4 separate regions of the Homo sapiens genome follow, and regions 2, 3 and 4 are each linked to region 1. Evidence: read pairs that join two places in POLR2A ChIA-PET (ENCODE). Cell type or tissue: OCI-LY7. All regions are shown on one strand. Region 1 has its middle 73 kb from the start of SERTAD2. Region 2 has its middle 13 kb from the start of SERTAD2. Region 3 has its middle 8.2 kb from the start of SERTAD2. Region 4 has its middle 19 kb from the start of SERTAD2.

Evidence for each region. ChIA-PET counts read pairs that join two places held together with the same protein. Peaks named below come from ENCODE experiments on the same cell type or tissue, not always from the same donor. Only the 100,000 strongest peaks of a DNase experiment are listed, where the experiment ranks them.
Region 2: POLR2A ChIA-PET joins it to region 1 with 16 read pairs; 28 of 35 experiments call an interaction of 5 or more read pairs at or near these places.
Region 3: POLR2A ChIA-PET joins it to region 1 with 44 read pairs; 28 of 35 experiments call an interaction of 5 or more read pairs at or near these places.
Region 4: POLR2A ChIA-PET joins it to region 1 with 17 read pairs; 12 of 35 experiments call an interaction of 5 or more read pairs at or near these places.

Annotation. Positions count from the first base shown.
Region 1 is chr2:64,725,927-64,728,426 of GRCh38, forward strand. No RefSeq gene overlaps it. Among named protein-coding and RNA genes, the nearest start is that of SERTAD2, 73 kb to the left of the region's middle. In OCI-LY7, no CTCF peak of the experiment used is centred here; DNase peaks (open chromatin) are centred at 1,275, 1,635, 2,015 and 2,345; H3K4me3 peaks cover 2,343 bases; H3K27ac peaks cover 2,500 bases.
Region 2 is chr2:64,665,812-64,668,311 of GRCh38, forward strand. It overlaps the pseudogene RPS10P9. Among named protein-coding and RNA genes, the nearest start is that of SERTAD2, 13 kb to the left of the region's middle. In OCI-LY7, no CTCF peak of the experiment used is centred here; DNase peaks (open chromatin) are centred at 950, 1,410 and 2,040; H3K4me3 peaks cover 1,800 bases; H3K27ac peaks cover 2,500 bases.
Region 3 is chr2:64,660,842-64,663,341 of GRCh38, forward strand. No RefSeq gene overlaps it. Among named protein-coding and RNA genes, the nearest start is that of SERTAD2, 8.2 kb to the left of the region's middle. In OCI-LY7, CTCF peaks have their summits at 1,079 and 1,278; a DNase peak (open chromatin) is centred at 1,020; H3K4me3 peaks cover 1,851 bases; H3K27ac peaks cover 2,500 bases.
Region 4 is chr2:64,672,036-64,674,535 of GRCh38, forward strand. No RefSeq gene overlaps it. Among named protein-coding and RNA genes, the nearest start is that of SERTAD2, 19 kb to the left of the region's middle. In OCI-LY7, no CTCF peak of the experiment used is centred here; no DNase peak of the experiment used is centred here.

The sequences.
Region 1 (2,500 bases):
GCCGAGATCACACCATTGCATGCACCTGGGCAACAAGAGCGAAACTCCGTCTCAAAAAAAAAAAAAAAAAATACCCTACCCAAAACCATTCGATACTATTGAGTTCTTAGGCCCTGGAGAACTAACTGAGGGCAAAATCACCTGATTATAGCCAAATACTGCTGACTGAGAGGCAGAAACCTGAGTAAATGAAAAGAGGTTGACTAAAAGGCAAAAATGGAAGCTAAGTATGATCCACGCAAAGCAAGCAGGATACTGAATGCGTTTTTATAAGTTAAAGAGAAACTCATCCCTCTAAGAATGTAACACAGCTTCCTCCCATACCTGCTTTATTGGAGACTAGTTTGCCCTTGAAATTTACAATCCAGCTGCCTTTGTGTATATCTGAATATTTCAAGCAGAGTACTGTGAAAACTGACCCACTTATACAATGCAGTTTGTTTAGTTTGGGAAGCAACTATTGAGAAAGACAAACTTAATTCTGGTGCAAATTAGGTCTGTAAAGGCATTCTGTGAGTGTTCATTGGCAAAGTGATCTCTTTCATATAATGGCACTTGTAATTATTCTGATCAATTTTGCATTCCCTATCAATTCATCTTGACTTGGAGACAGCCCAAATTATCAGGGGTGCATTCAGAAAGGCTCTCCAGGTTGTCGGCTGATCAGTGCTGAGGGAAGGCCATGAAACATGTGGCTTGCTCACCATCAGCTCTTTGAAAATGTATTTTAAGGAGTTCAAAGTTATTAGCAGAGCTTTTATAATAAGATATGAGTAATATGGGATTTTCTAAGTTAAAACTTTTAGGGGCAAGACCTAAAGAGAAACTTGGTGCTAACAATCACAGTTTGATTTGCTTTTAATCTTATACTTCAGCTTCTCAGGGATGGGTGGCATTATTCCAAAAGTTCCAAAGTGGCCACAGTTGCTATTTTTCTACAAATAGGAGGTCATATAAGAACATATAAGAAAGGGCTTCTTCATAAATGTTTCCAGATGACCAAGACCAAATTTGGATTATCTATGACATTCTTAGTCTTTTAAATGGCTGAAGACTTAGCACTAGGTGCATTTTCTCCTGGATTAAGTCTCTCCCACTAGATCCAAAAGTCCTCCAGAGCTGGTTCCACACAGGGCTTTGCACAGAGTAGATACTCAGGAATATCTGCTAGAATCTCAAGTCAAATTAGCTCTTGAGACAAGAACTGTACCTCTGTTGAAGGAGGTGTACTTTAACAGAAAGAACACAATGGTCTGAGTTTGAGGAAGTGGGCCCTAGTCTTTGCAATTAACTGGAGTTTCACTTTCCTTATGAAGGGCTTTACTCTAGATTTAGATATATACACATATTTGAACCAAATGGTCCCTAAGGTTCATTCAGCATGGTTCTAAGTAAGAAATAACAAGGCTCCTCTTTTATTCAATTATTGACTTCAAAGTCAATCAAGAAGCTACCCTTTGACGGTACATATGTTCTTATTGTGAGTAACATGGAATGGCCACTGAGGAAGATTTTTAGACGGTGATTTTCTGTGTAAATATGAGAATGACAGGGAAGACAGGAAGCTAGATGCTATCAAAGTGCTGGTTGCATGGTGGAGGGAATACTGGAGCAGGATGGCTCTAATGACTACTAGCTGTATGCCCTTGGACAAGCTGTAAACTCTCAGAAGTCTGTTTCCTCATTTGTAAAATGGGAGACAATACCTCACAAGGTGGTTGTGGCTGTGGGTGTTAAATAGGATAATGCTCATGAGAGCACTTACAAACTGCAAGGCACCATACAAATACAGATGGTATTATTCCTTGTACCAACCTGCCAAAAACGGTTTTTTCAACAAACTCTGAAGTATTAAAATAAAAAGCTAATGTTTTCCCGAAGAACTAAAATTGAAATTCTTTGTTTTCTGCTCATATTATATCTAGGTGTGGAGTGGACAGCAAGACAACTTAAGAGTTAAAATCTAAGCCCAGCGTGGCTCTCCAGCTGGTCTACCACTGACTTCGGTTATCTAACATCTGGCCTCTGCCCTTACTACTATTAGTTTACAATTACAAACAACCTCAGGCAGTGCTGAGAAACTCCATTGCCTGTTAGATGATAAGCTGGGGCACTTTAGGAATTGTTTTGCTTTGTTTTGTTTTTAACTTAAATTTGGTTTGGGCAGACCCCCTGCTGCCATTCCTGTAAGAATAGGTGTGGGTTTCCCCAAGGGCAGTGTTGGGGAAGACCCGGACTGGCATGCATGCTGCACTGGCTGATTTCTGCACTGCATTCCACAAGGTGCCCACAGCACTGCAAGGGCTGCCCTCTGCTTGAGCTCCTGCATGGCTGCTCCCTGCATGAGTAGCTTACGTGCGGCACGGCTGCTCCTTGCATGGGCAGCTCCAGCAAGGCCAGCACAATGCATTGCACGGGCCGCTCTCTGCACGCACCACTCCACGCTCACAGCAGCCCCAGACTTTGAGACTTTAACTGCAGAACAGAAGTGAGAGGCTTC
Region 2 (2,500 bases), 60 kb before region 1:
TGGTACCTTCATCTGCCCCCGGAGATTGTGCCTGCCACCCTACACCACAGTCATCCAGAGGCTGGCAGGCCTCGGCCTAAAGGTCTAGGGGGTGAGCAACCTGCAAGACTCACAAGAGGGGAAGCAGACAGAGATACCTACAGGCGGAGTGCTGTGCCCCCTGATGCCAACAAGAAAGCCGAGGCTGGGGCTGGGTCAGCAACCGAATTCCAGTTTAGAGGCGGGTTTGGTCATGGACGTGGTCAGCCACCTCAGTAAAACTGGAGAGGATTATTTTGCACTGAATAAACTTATAGCCAAAAAAACTTAAAATAAAAAAAAAAAGAACTAAAGGTACCATGTATTGTGTGTTGATCTCAAAATATAAAGCTTTATCTCAAAAACAAATATTGACTAAAATAAAGCAAGTTATAAAATATATACAACACCATTTATATAACATATTTTTAAACATGCAAAACACTGTATATATAGTTTACATATATATATGTATGCAATTATAGAAAATAGATTTAAAAATTCAAGAAAGTAGTTACCTCTGGTAACAGGAGGAGGTTAATAGAATCAGGGAGAGACACACAGGAGATGTCTTTTTAAAAAGTATCAAAGTCTCAAAAGCAAATAAATGTATTCTAATTATTTCATTGTTTCAGAATATAGTAAGTTAAAGAAATACATTTTCTCTTCTTTCTTCCTTATGGTTCCCATGAAGTAGAACCGTGTAAGATTTTTTTTCCTACAACTTCTAGCACCTGTTAATACTGGACAATATTTGTATTGCAAGCATTCATTTATTCCCTATTATTTCAGTAATAAACAATTTATTCTTCTCATTCGTTCTATTATCCTTCTCGCTCTCAATATTACACTGTAAAATCCAATGATAATGCTAAATCAACCTAACGTTCTTCAATAGGAAGTCCAGCTCATCGCTCAAGTATAAGAGAGTAAGTGGTTTAATGCCTGTTTTGGGTGTTATTTCTTACCTGCCAGGCGAACTTCTATCATGCTAACAAGGATAAATCTTCCTCACAAAATATGGAAGGCTTCTTGTTACTTCCTTAAAATGACAAAGAACTCAGCACTAAAAAGTGAAATCTTGGTTTGTTTTTTTTTTTAAAGTAAAAAATAGAAACACAGTTTCCCCATAAAATATCTTTCACTAGGTGTTCAGGTGACCACCAAGTGCTACACCAAACGCACTGCAGCTCCTTCTTATGTCTCTTCTTATTGGGGATCTTGACATTTGGGAACATGATGTTTCAGTGCATGTGTAGTGTGACTTTTTTTTCAAAGAGATTGTCTTGAAATAAGCCTATGTTTTAAGTACACACTTTTCTGCAAGCTAGCAGGCATTCTGAAGCTAGGTGGTTCTAAATAAAGAACTCTAGTCAACAACAGGAAATAACTCCCACAGAAAAAAGGGGCAGAATACAAACTCTCACCAACTCTTGTACACAGCTCACAACGGCCTTTTGTTCCATGCACATTAAGCCTGAAATCTTTACTTTTCAGAGCATGTTGGGGCCTTCGCAGAGCAATTAAACATTTCTTTTCCTTTTGCTGGTGTCCTTGCCTTCTTTCCTCTGAGGAAGTTAATCTTACAACTAACTGCTTACTATGAGATAGCAAATCAGAAAACAGAACAGTTTGTATTTTAACAACTTTCTCTTAATGGAACTTCTCAAGATAAAAACAAGTTTTGGTGTAAAAACTCACTTTTCCACCTAATACACATGACACCATGGAGAGACACACATACATGTACTAAAGGAGTAGGTTCACGTGCAGTATATGTTTCTATCAACAAGGATACATCACATTAACCCATATATCTAGACTGATGGGTTATCAGCACTTTACCAGTGGTCAGCAAATCAATGCAACTAGAAGACAAATTTATATCCTCTTCAAAGGTTCCCATCTTGAGTCTTTAGAAAAAGAGGAAGGACAATCTAGATCCCAAGCCAACCAAACAGAAAGACATTAGATGGTAGTCTTTAAAGTCAAAGTGACACCTATTAGAACAGACTGGTGGCATTCAACTATAACACAGCACAGGTGCTCCTGACAAGGGAATGAGACTGAGCAAAAAAGCTTCAATATGACTGAAGATTGGTATTTCTTCCCTCTCTTGTACATTCAGCCTTGCCCTTCCTACTGGCTCCTTGTTGCAATCAATAAATTACAGATTCACTGTATTCTATCTTCACTTTTAAAATAGGAATCAATCCTCCCCATGTTTAATGCTGCAGGAATGCTGCTAGTAGCTACTTCTGTCTATCTACAGCTTTATTTTTCTTCCTGCTTCCTCTGCCTACTGCAGAACAACTCTACTGACCATCCCACAAACGGGCAACAGTGACCCCTAAATGGCATGGCCAATGGACACTTCTCAGCTCCTCATACTACTTAGCCTTTCTGTAGCATCTGACATTACTGACCACCTCGAAAGGTTTCCTTCAAGTTGAACTGTAGTCTCCTGGTTCTTGTCTCCTTG
Region 3 (2,500 bases), 65 kb before region 1:
GTTTAGGCTATGAGGCATCATTAGAAAATAAACGTGAACAGAAGATACAGTTTAAGTGTAAAACACAATATACAACTAAAAATGAATCAGCCCTTTGCCACATGAATTTGTATTAGTTTTCTAGGGGAGAGGTAACACTTGCCAAGACTGTGTAGGCTTTACCTTTTAGTCGCTAATGTAGAATTGTCTTTTAAAGACCTGTTGCCAGAATAAACAAGACGTTTTCAAAATTATCCAACCTGTCTAATAATACTAGTCTTTTGCTTTAAACTGGAATATATATATATACACACACACACACACACACACAATTTAAAATTTATAGCCAGGCATGGTGGTTCATGCCTGTAACCCCAGCACCTTGGGAGGCTGAGGTGGACAGGTCACTTGCGGCCAGGAGTTCGAGACCAGCCTGGCAAACATGGCAAAACCCCGTCTCTACTAAAAATACAAAAAAATTAGCTGGGCATGGTGGCACACGCCTGTATTCCCAGCTACTCGGGAGGCTGAGGCATGAGAATTGCTTGAGTCCAGGAGGCAGAGGTTGCAGTGAGCTGAGATCGCACCACTGCACACCAGCCTAGGCAACAGAGCTGACTCAAAACAAATTAAAGAATGAATGAAAATAAAATAAAATGTATAATTTTTGTTCTCTTTCTCTTTTTTGTTTTTAGTTTTTAAATTTTTATATCTAAAATTTCAGAAATGCAGAGTAAAGTCAAGTAGGAAGAAAATAAAGCAAGCAGCTCAGACACCAACACCACATTAGGTACACTTGTATAAGTAGTCAATTGTTTTTTCAAAAATATACTTTAAATATTGAACAAAAGATTTAATCTTGCTAAGTAATATTTGTTTCAAAGCGGTTTTCTTGGAGAAGTCTTGTTTAGGTTATAGGAAACTCCTCACATGGGCAGAGAAGCTAGCTTTAAGGAGAAAATAATAGTGTGAATGATCTATCTGCAACTTCCCTTTTAAAAACAGAAGTTGAATCTGTAACACCAAATTTAGAAAGGAGAGTGGATGGCAGCAAATACCCTAAGAATATCATCTGTAGCACAGACGCCCACTGCTGTTCTGTTCTGTTACAATTAAATGTACACTTTACAATCCTGAACTTGCTCAGACAATGCATATATTTAAAGATGATTCATTTAAAAGAAAACATACATCTGAAAGAGTCACAACAAGTCAAAAATCTCACTTAAAAAGTGCCAGATTCCCTCACTATGAGTGCAGAGCTATTCATTTGGCCTCTTTACACAGAGTGCAGCACAATCCAGTACTGGGCTACGGAAAAATCATTTTTGTGGGACTAATGTTGATAATTTCAACATAATTTCTGTTTAGCTTCCTTTAAGAAACTAAAGCCCAAATTACAAAAAGGTAGAAAAAATTTTTAATTAATCAGATACTGATTTTCAATCCATTCTGATTTGTTGCCCCTTTAAAACTGTGAGACATCATGCTTTTAGTTTTAATAACAATTAACAGCAATGAGAATAAAGATTCCAGAATTACGATTTTCTCATTACAGCCAAAAATGAAAAGTGAGAAGACAAACACCTTTCCAAAAGTTCATCAGATGAAAAGATAAAAATTAATGGGGAGCCATACCATTTAATGGACAAGAATACTTAATACTATATACATGCAGATTCTCCCCCAAACTTATCAACAAATTACATGAAATTTAAATCCCATATTTTCCTTCAATGGAACTTGGCAAATGAATCCTAAAATTCATCTGAAATAGAAAAGGGCCAAACACAGTTGTAATAAGCTTAAGGAACAAGATGGGGGACATGTCCTATCAGAGCTTATTATAAAGCTCTAGTAATTAGAGCAGAGTAGAGTTGACATAGGTACAGATAAATAGATCAATGGAACAGAATTGAGAGTTCAGAACCACATATATATGGAAGTGTAATACATGACTGAAGTGAAATTACAGATCAGTAAGGAAAGAATTCAATAAGTAGCTCAGGGCCAGGCACGATGGCTCACACCTATAATCGCAGCACTTCAGGAGGCTGAGGCAGAAGGATCGCTTGAACCCTGCCTGGGCAACATGAAGAGACCCTGTCTCTACAAAAATTTTAAAAATTAGCTGAGCAGGCTGGGCACGGTGGCTCATGCCTGTAATCCCACCACTCTGGGAGGCCGAGGCGGGTGGATCACGGGGTAAGGAGTTCGAGACCAGCCTGGCCAACATAGTGAAACCCAATCTCTACTAAACATACAAAAAAAATTAGCCAGGCGTGGTGGCGGGCTCCTGTAATCCCAACTACTTGGGAGGCTGAGGCAGGAGAATCACTTGAACCTGGGAGGCAGAGGTTGCAGTGAGCCGAGATTGCACCACTGCACTCCAGCCCAGGCAACAGAGAGAGACTCCATCTCAAAAAGAAACAAAACAAAACAAAACAAAAAACCAACATTTAGCAGAGCATAGTGGTTCCAGATTCTCAGGAGGCTGAGGTGGGAGGATCGCTTGAGTCCA
Region 4 (2,500 bases), 54 kb before region 1:
TGTTGGAGGAGGGAGACAACAGCCAGATGAAAGGTAAGTGATGTTGGAGGGGTGCACGTGTTTCCCAGGAGGAGAAGGGAGACAGAATAATGTTTTGAGATACCATGTGAGGTTTCTTGCTGTCCAGCCTCCTGTGCAGCTGGAGATGGCCAGGTGCTGCAGTTCTGGCTAGTCAGGTGTAAAGGGAAGTCTGCTGGAACTTCTGGGAAGGAATCTTCTTTCTGGTAGCCGTCTGTGACCATGATATAACAAGAATAAGGGTAAGGCCGGGTGGGGTGGCTCACGCCCATAATCCCAGCACTTTGGGAGGCCAAGGGCAGGAGGATCACTTGAGCCCAGGAGTTCAAGACCAGCCTGGGCAATATAGCAAGACCTCATCTCTACTAAAAATAACTGTTAAAAATTAGCCAGGTGTGGTGGTGTGCACCTGTAGTCCCAGCTACTCGGGAGGTTGAGGTGGGAAGCCCAGGAGGTTGGGGCTGCAGTAAGCTATAATCACACCACTGCCCTCCAACCTGGGTGGCAGAGTGAGACCTTGTCTCAAAAAAAAAAAAAAAAAAACAACCCAAAAACAAACAAAAAAAGGGGATAGGGTAGGTGACAGAGCGAGAACTTGTCTCAAAAAAAAAAAACAAACAAAAAACCCCAAAACAAAAATAAGGGATAGGGTAAAAGCCCAACACAATGAGAGGAGTAGAGCAGAGGTCCAGGTGGGGCCTGGGTCCTTGATGACACCCCTACCCCCATCCTTGCCATGCTGGGACCACCCAGCTCTAGACATCTGAGGAAAACAGTAAATGGCCTTGTGGTTATTTTGTAACTCTGTAGATGCGGGCCAACGGGCCAAAAACCACAGGCCACTAAATCACCTAAGGACTAGTTTAAACACAGCTCCCTAAACCTCACCTACTCTATTCAAACTTTATCTCTGTGGGAGGGGCTTAAGAATCTGCATTTTATACTTCCCAGTTGTACTGGTTTCCTATTGTTGCTGTAACAAATTATAACCTTAGTGGGTGAAAATGACACAAATTTATTCTCATATAGTTCTGGAGGTCAGAAGTCTAAAAATCAAGGTTTTGAGAGGGCTGCATTCTTCCAGAGGCTTCAGGGGAGGCCCTCCTTCATTGTCTTTTCCAGCTTCTAGGGGCTGCCTTGCATTCATTCCTTGGCTCATAACCCCTTCCTGCATCTTCAGAGCACATAATTCCAACCCTTGCTTCTGTCATCCCACCTTCTTCTTCTGCATTTGATGCTCCTGCCCCACTCTTATAAGGACCCCTGTAATTACACGGAGCCCAGCCAGATAATGATGATCTCCCCATTTCAAGAACCTTAATTACATTTGCAAAGTCTCTTTTACCACGTAAAGTAACATACAGGGAGGATTACTCTGACCACCACACCAGCTGATTGTGGAACCACCGAAAATCAGATTTAAGCCACTGTTTGTTGGCTTTTCTGTAACCTGCAGGTGAAAGCATCTTAATAAACCACTTACTGGTGATAAAAAACTTTAACCTAGCAGTTCTCAGTGGGAGCAGAGGTGGGGGATGAGGGGACAGAGAAAAAGGTCTGGGAAAGCTATGCACATTAGAATCATTTGGGATCTTTTTCCAAAATATACGTACCTGAGTTCTGCCCCAGACCCATGGAATTGGGATACCCTGGTATGTACAGGTGAACAAACTTCCCTGGGAGATTCAGCTGCAATCCCTAGTTAAGATCTACTGAATAACCTCCAACTATGCCTTAGCTTTCTTATCTGTAAAATATTGAAATATGTCTTGCCTGTCTCTCATGATTTTGTGGAGATCAAGGTAGGCAAAGTATACACAAGCACTTTGAAATTAATAAAGAGCTACATAAGTATAACTGGTGATTGGCCAGGCGTGGTGGCTCATGCTTGTAATCCAGCACTTTAGGAGGCCAAGGCAGTGGATCACTTGAGGTCAGGAGTTCGAGGCCAGCCTGGCCAACATGGTGAAACCCCATATCTACTAAAAATACAAATAATTAGTCGGGCGTGGTGGCATGCACCTGTAGTCCCAGCTACTCGGGAGGCTGAGGCAGGAGAATCGCTTGAACCTGGGAGGCAGAGGTTGCAGTGAGCTGAGATCACACCACTGCACTCCAGCCTTGGCGACAGAGCAAGACTCTGTCTCAAAAAAAAAAAAAAAGTATAACTGGTGAAATTGATGCAGGCTGTAAATGTTGGTGTGTAAAACAATTCATCCAGAGAGAACTCGTTACTTGGAACTTATAAAATAAGCAAAAATAAATCCTTCAACAAAAATAAGATAAAACAAAGCACATATACCAAACCTCATACATTAACATGTATTACCTAAGTGCCTATTTAATCTTAAAGATTAAAATATATCTGGCCTTTTTCCCAAACCACAGATTGTAAATGAAAATTTAGAAATTTAGAAGGGAGAAAGAATTAAAAGAGGCAAGTGCATGATAGTAGAAAAAAGAAAAAGACAGCTAACAACTA